2 separate regions of the Homo sapiens genome follow, and region 2 is linked to region 1. The links are chromatin loops, found by intact Hi-C in ENCODE. Cell type or tissue: endothelial cell of umbilical vein. All regions are shown on one strand.

Region 1 (4,000 bases):
TAATCTCCATCACAATACCTCTCTACCATTGTTCCATCTTTCATTTTGGAAATTTTAGTGTTCAAATCAGGCCTCCCTTGTCCTCTCTGAATTTCGCATTTGTTCTGTCCCACAGCCTCCAAATGATCAAAACTGCCACTCCTCTTCTTTGGCATGGCAAGGGATGTACCCATTTTCTACTGATTAAATAGATGCTGCTGCAGATAACTGAACTTGAATAATCTCATATTAAAATGACTGATTCTGGTATTAAAATTATAGATTATGATAACTGTAAATGACTGCAAAGCTTTGGAAATCTGCTTAAAAATTTTTAGAAGATCTGCTACCCATCAGGAAAGTAAGACTTAACTTAGTCCTTATTGGGGCAATCATTGGTAAAAAAATAAAATAATTTCATGTTATGTCCTACTAAGTTAAATATTTCAATAACCTGGTTACACACATCTCTTCAGAGCGTTGTATAGTGAGGCACAGAGTTACAGTGATGGGTTACTGCTTTCATTAGTATTTAATTTTTAAAACTCAGAGACAGGTGTTAACTCACTATAACGGCATGGGTTATGATAGGAAGGAATATTGTATCAAACTACTGTCTGAATATAAAGTGCCTACAGAAGTGCCTATAAAAGCACCTTCCAATATTTACAAATCATCAAGTAAATGATTAAGGACCCTTTTAAACATTTTTCTATTTTGCATCTAAATAGTCTCATTCTCCAATCCACTATGAGTTTATTTTTTACTAACTGTAATGTTATTATTTAGTTTTTACTTGTCCATCAAATATCTCTTGTAAATATTACTCCTAAGATACTATCCTCTTAAAGGCGACAACATTGTCTTTCTTGTTCAAAGATATATTCCTAGCTCCTTGCTAATGGTATATATTCAATAAATATTTGTGGGCCAGGCATGGTGGCTCATGCCTGTAATCCTAGCACTTTGGGAGGCCGAGGCAGGCAGATCACTTGAGGCCAGGAGTTTGAGACCAGCCTGGCCAACATGGTGAAACCCCGTCTCTACTAAAAATACAAAAATTAGCCAGGCATGGTGGCACACTCCTGTAATCCCAGCTACTCTGGAGGCTGAGGCATAAGAATCGCTTGAACCCAGGAGGTGGAGGTTGCAGTGAGCTGAGATCACACCACTGCACCCCAGCCTGGGTGACAGAGGGAGACTCTGTCTCAATAAATACATAAATAAGTAAAATAAATATTTGTTGATTGACTGAATGTAGCCCTTGCCCAGGCATCTTGTATATAATCCCTACTAAACATATGATATTTATGAGTTCTAAGTATTTCATTTCCTATAGGCACAGCAGGATTGTGACACTGAAATGGTGTCTTTCCAGTCCAAATTACAGAACCTTAATAAAACCTTTGCTTTACCACAGAGCTAAAGTACAATTTTCCAAATTGAATATGACTTCCCAAAAGAAATAAATGATTAACTGTTGCCAAAATAAAACCAATGTGCTGCATCAAAACTACATAATAAATATATATAAATGCCAGATGGCAAGATAATAATAGTGTTTAATGTTTCTCAGTTTTTACTTTCATGTGGTAAAATGCATTATAATCGTATTTACTATTCGTTGTCATAATAAGTATCAATATCAAATAATGTTATCACAACATTATTATGCTTACCAAAGACAATTACGTACACTATAATTTATTAATTTTTTATTTCCGACAAGTTCTTGGAGACGGAAAGCACCAGACCTGGATTTTGTCCACATTTCTCACTGGATCAAAATTTGTCCTACTTAAGAATCCCAAAATGTTAAAGGTTTTCATGAAACTTTACATCTGTCTTTTACACAAATGCAAAGCTATTAATTTTCTACATTCAAAATGATTAACTATGGGAATTAGTAATATCACTCAAATGCTTCTACTTGACCCTTAGTCTACCTTGGAAGGGCATCCTCAAATTATAAACAACTCTAATTTAGGGAAGAAAAGTAAAACATAAATTTGAGCCTTTTGGAAAACAATACAATCTCTCCAACACTCATTTTAATAAGAATGTATTATATGGGTAATGTCCCTTCTACTAAAATCAAGAAAGAAAATCTCTTGACCCAAAGTTGAAAAGTTAAACCAATCAAGATTCTAACACTAACAGCAATAGCGCTGAAGGATATTTCTTTTGCAGGAATATAAATTTGAGGGACTTGAAACCTGAAAAAGCTGGATTGTGTAATTAGAAAGCAATAAATGTAACTCACCATGATTTAAAAATGATTTTAAAAATTGGGGAAATAATCAGAACACTTTGGAATTATTGTGAACATTTATCTTAACTCCCAATGGCCGCTAGATGGCACCTAGTATTTGGCAACCATAACACTTCTGTATTTCCAGAGCTTAAAATAACTACAGCACCAGGTCAGTTCTGACAGAGCAAAAATTAATCCTGCCACAGACATGTAACACTTCCCTGTCAGATATCTAAATTTAAAATGCATGTGGTTTGCTGGTCACTCAAGAAAATATACAATACCATTTTATTTTTCCCAGGTTTTAAAAGTTTTGCTAAAGGAATTGTGAGATTTAAATTTTCGAATAAGGTACTTGATTTGCATCATTCAAAAGTAGGGATTGGGAGTATTTTGCCCTAGATATGCTCCATTCTTTAAGCATTAGTTTAATTCTGCTGGGGCAAAGTTAAGGTAACATTTAAAATAGATGTTTAAAATTAAATGAGTCCATTGTGACCAACACTACCTTAAAGGGATTTAGAGTAATAGACCCCTTTTTTATCCGTGTATTAATTATTCAATAAACATTTTTGAAAATATATATGACAAAACCTTGTGGTTTGTACAGTAGGCTCTGTATATACTACTGTTTATCTTTTTAGAACACTTCATTGTAAAATAAGAACAAAAATAAAAATAAACTCTACCTATTTAAATGTATGCCTGATGTCTAACAAGCTATCTAGGAGAATGAAAATATTCAAATGATTATAGATTTCATATCATTGATTCAGACATGAATTCAGACTAATAAGACAGATGAAAAAATGATTTTCAGGGTGAAACAGAAAAATAATTTTTAAGTGTTCAATTGAGATGTTAATCTTTTTTCACCTGGTTGTATATTTTCATACTGAGGAGCAATATAGGTGTGGAACAGACATGAGAAGAGAAATGCTTTCAAAAACACCAATTTCTCTTTCGAAAACACCAATTTCTCCTGCTTTCAAAAACACCAATTTCTCTTGTGTCTCTGTTTTCTTTCTCCTATAATTCTTGTTTTTCCTTCTCATTCTATTTTGCTATCTTATTTCTATTGCCATCCTCTTCTCACTCTATCCATTCTCTTCTCACTCTACACAGTCCCCAGGGTCCTCTCTGTTCCTGGATTTGGCAAACACCATACACACTAGTGATATTCCTGTTTTTCCTGTTCAGCTTTCTCTTCTGAGAAATATATACGTGCTTACTTGGCATACCACCTGTATATTTGATAGACAACTCAAAATCACTTGGCCCAAAACTGAAATTTTAGTCTTCCCACTCAACCTCCTCACCCTTTTGAATAACTCACTCATTTACTCACCCAAGCCACAAACTTGGAATTCCTTAGATTTTTTCCCTTTTCCTCACATTTTATATCAGTAAGTTCTGTAGTCCTTATCTTTTAAAAATTTCCTACACCTTATCCCTCTTCTTTGTTACATTTAAACCCTTACTATTGCAAGTAACATCTTCCTTCCTTGATTGACCACCTACCTGCTTCTGCAAATTCATCTTCGTTCTCTGTCTAGACTCTAAAGTTGCAGTTGACTGAAATACTCAGATTTCTACTCCTTTTTATCTCTCCTGCCTCTTTACACTGGCTGTTCCCTTTGCCTATCCACTGCCTTGATTTTTCTGCCTGGTAAATTTGTATTCTTTCTTCAGAGTTCAGCACATCTGTGAAGTTTTCCTTGGTATCACCAGATAGAGCTGGCCATGGTACCAAGTTAACACCTTGAC
Region 2 (4,000 bases), 640 kb after region 1:
AGATGAAGGTGGCAGTAGCCAAAAAAAAAAAGAAAAGACTTGTCACTTTCATCTATTAAGTATTAGATTTATTTATTCATTTAGGCAACAAATATTTCAAGACTTTATATGTAGGTTATGCTAGTAGATAGAGTATCTAACATAAAACATTGCACTCTCAGCGAACTTAGTGTTTGGGACAGGAAGATAAAATGCATACATAAATGGCAATGGGAAAAAAGACACATGAGTAAGGTATTAAGATTGGGATTCAGTGCAACTCTGGAGCCAAACTTATGTGGTGGCCACAGAAGAACACTGTGTTTTGAAACCTCACATCGCCAAAGGTATACCATATTCTTTATCTGGCTTTCGATTTTGGATTACTGTAATGGTATGTGAATGTGCTTAGACTAATAGAAAGGAAATTGGGATTAGCCCCAAGCCTGTGTTATGTATTAAAATGCTGATTAAAATAAATAGAAATGAAATTTTTCCCACTCAAGTTTCTGACAACAAATACACCTGTAACTCAAATCAGACACACATTTGAAAAAGCACAGAATTCCCCTGTAGTTTATATTCATTTTTATGTGAGATTAAATAGAAGGTAAGCATAACGCTCAAAATATGGAGACTTGACCATTTTTGAATAAAGGAATTTCACAGTACTGCTGTAAAACAAAGCAGGCAGTTCTTCCATGTTTCTGTTTTGTTAAAATATGTATTTCATCTTTTATCTGTTTGAAATGGTGGCTGCAATTTAGTAAATGCCACCGATTTAGTTTAGATTTTATTGTTACAATGTTACAGTTTTGATAGCACTGGGCATTTTTTCCTGTTAGTTTGTTCTGCTGCTTTCAAGATTGGTATTTAATCAGTGTCCTAGCTCATTCGATGTGTCTTGCTTATAGATCCCTCTGCACTAGAGAGAAGAACCAAGTCTTCTCAAAGCTGACAGTTGTCCAGGGGATTTACAACTGATCATATCCAGTGTGGGGGAAATTTGACCTTTCATACATTCTTTTCCATAACTATTTTGGGGGAAAACAAGATTAGTTTTCATGGAGCCAGTGCATGGCACATAGTAGGTATTCAATGTGTTTTTGAAATAGATTTTAATACAGCAAAATGTTTGCTATGTTATGCCTTGAAATGTGCTTGTTTTGAACAAACTCAGGTGTCATAGTACAAAATTACCAGTGTTATAGTTCAGTGGAATTGCTAATAGGTCATCTCATGTTTAAGAAATTAAAAAATATTTTTAAAGATTTGCTATTGGAAGAAATCATAATAAGGGCATAGAAAGAAAACACCACAGTCTGGTTAGCAATCTATTTTTAAAATTACTATGATTATTTTGGAAGATATAAGTTAAAATTTTTTTACTTAGTGGCATCTTCCTGATCACGTACCTGCCATAGGGTTATAAAATGAAAGGAGTTTTACTATGTAATGTAATGTAGTCATAGTCTTTTATGTTAAGCAAAATTTGATTGTGAAAACTAATATGCAGAGTGTAACATTTTCTTTAATAACCTGGAGTTATTTCCAGGTGATATCGAAGAGTAGTGTGCTGATAGTAAAGAATGTGGGACTCTTCAGGAACAAATGACTTGACAAAATGGTTATACACTTCTTCCTAATACATTTGTGTGTGTGTGAGATTGTTTGTGTTTATTGGGAGGTATTTGCATTAGTTAATTATTTCTTTTCCTAGTTTTTGTCACCTTTATATGTGCTTAGTGAAGCTTGCTATAAATTATTTAGGCCTGAACTGAAGGTTAATGTCATTGTAACCAGCCAAACTTGACGTACCCCGATGCAGCTTTGTGCGGGAGGCACCTATGGCTTGATAGCTGTGTGAAACTGTTGCCTACAGAGATGGGCTCTTGACACTGTCTGCCAGCCTGAGGCTGTCCGCTTTGTGTCTGCTTTAATTGAAAATTAATAGTTAGGGGGTTGCTATGGAAATGATACCATTGCTTGCAGACAGCAAACCCAGCTTTTTGCAAAGAGACACTAGTGGTATTGTTTGTCCTTGTTGACCTCAGAAGTTCAAAAGCCTGGAGGAGGAAAGGAGATGCAAATATTTTACTTAAAAAAATGAATTTACATATTTATAACAATATTTTTGAATGTCAGAGGTATCAATTTTTTTAACTTTTGTTGGTAAAAATGAGTGTAAGCTTTTAAATTTTATGTTAATTGCTACTACACTGCTTTCTAGGTTGATAAGGCACTATTGCTGAAGAGCATTATGTTATCATTTTAGTGAATGTAAACAGATTTGTGTGAAAATGTTATTTGACTGATGTGATAATGGAAACTATCCTTTATTTCCTCTGGAGTACATAAAGTCATTTGTGTCATTGTATACATTATTCACAGTTTCTTTGAAATGTGGAAGCCCTGTAAACTGTGAAGAGTTGGGAGAAAAAATTTTTAAATGAACAAAGCAGACTTAAAAAATATATTCCTGATACTTGAATATTCGCAGTTGTTTAATTCCCTTAAAATATAAGTTACTATTGCTCATATAATTTCATTTGCTTTGTTCACAATCTGATAAAAAAATGTTAAAAATAAATGTTTACAGGTACTTGCCTATTGCATGAGTTTCCTGTGTTTAAATTTTGGTTTAAAAAAAAACCAATATAAACATACTTTTAATGAGTGAATTATTTAACTATAAAATGAAAAAAATTGCTAACAGAATATTAAACGGTTTTGTATCACAGAGCTAAAGAATAAGTGCTTTCAGTTCCTTTCAGGGGAGGTGGAGAAATAGTGCAGCCTCAGGGGTTGAAGGTGAAATGTGAAATTTGCTGTAATTACTTACCCAAAATGTCTGTATTAAAGGCTATTAGAAGCAGTTATTTTAAGTACTTCTTTATACATCTTTCCCTCTTCTGTTTAGTATTTAAATGTGCAACAAAAGTAGTGGCAGATGTTACTCATCTGAAGAAACTAAAACAAGATAAGTCAGTGGCAGGAGTGGTGGCCGGTTAAAGATCTCTTCGAAGTGCTTTGTTCAGTAACTGTTGTTTTGTCTCACATTAAGTTGTAGGTGGGGTGCTGTTAAAGCTTGTCCACTCACGATGGTGTTCAGCTGAGACCTGTGAGTTCAAGTTGTCTTGCCCAGAGTTAAAGGCCATAAAACTAAGACAGTGTCGTTCCTGTCTTGGGTGTAACTCCTAAAAAACTAGTCAGTTCTTGCAATAGGAGGAAAATTATTGCAAATAAACCTTTGATTTACCAGCTTCAGTAAGTTGTTCATTCTGTCTCTGTAGCTGTAGTTTTTACCTTAACAGTTTGAGGCTACCATTTCTCTTCCTTTCATGCTTATGGGGTCCACACAAACCCTGCTAGGCTACCTACAGTATAAAATCTTAAAACTCCATGTGGTGTTGTGAGCTGGTAGCAGATGGACTTTCTTTTGCATCTGCTGTGTACAGACTTGGCTTTGTACTCTTTTCCTGGGGGAGAGAAAGTCTTTCTTCTCTGCTAGTTGATTCCTGTTTTTGTGAAACAGCTAAGAAAACATCTGTGGCAGGCAGAAAAATTGACAAAGGATTGACAAACACCATTAGCTGAAAATTTTCCATTTCATTGCAACTATGCATTGTTTACTTTACTGTAAATATCTTAATACATCATCCTCTGAATATGCTGGCAGAGAAGCTGGAGAACTGTGATTTCAATTAAGGTTAGTAATTGATGGTATCTAGTGTTCAAAGGCTGAAGCTTGATTAACATCTGCTTGGACAAATTGTCATTGTGAAGTGGTTTTGATGTGCATTGAAGATTATTTCTTTCTGGCTTATCTGATGTTGTGGCTGTGAAATGCTTGTCTTGGGTTTGCTTATTTTTGTAAACTACTTCCTTTGGCTGTAAATTGCAGAGCACTGGAGCTTTACCAAAAGTGCAGTGTATAATGGTAAGCTTGTCCTAATAAGGGAAGCAAGAAGTGTATTTATCACAGACATGAAAGCTAACCGAGGACTTGAGAGACTCAAAC

What was found. Hi-C counts contacts between places; a loop is a spot of excess contacts. Peaks named below come from ENCODE experiments on the same cell type or tissue, not always from the same donor. Only the 100,000 strongest peaks of a DNase experiment are listed, where the experiment ranks them.
Region 2: a loop joins it to region 1, with 4 times the contacts of the local background. A loop is called at or near these places in 2 of 110 quality-filtered maps.

Annotation. Positions count from the first base shown.
Region 1 is chr7:113,772,049-113,776,048 of GRCh38, forward strand. No RefSeq gene overlaps it. Among named protein-coding and RNA genes, the nearest start is that of PPP1R3A, 140 kb to the right of the region's middle. In endothelial cell of umbilical vein, a CTCF peak has its summit at 2,336 (motif pointing right); a DNase peak (open chromatin) is centred at 2,373.
Region 2 is chr7:114,410,855-114,414,854 of GRCh38, forward strand. FOXP2 (forkhead box P2) reads left to right here and starts at 3,961. Exons shown (of 17, transcript NM_014491.4): 1 at 3,961-4,000. In endothelial cell of umbilical vein, no CTCF peak of the experiment used is centred here; no DNase peak of the experiment used is centred here.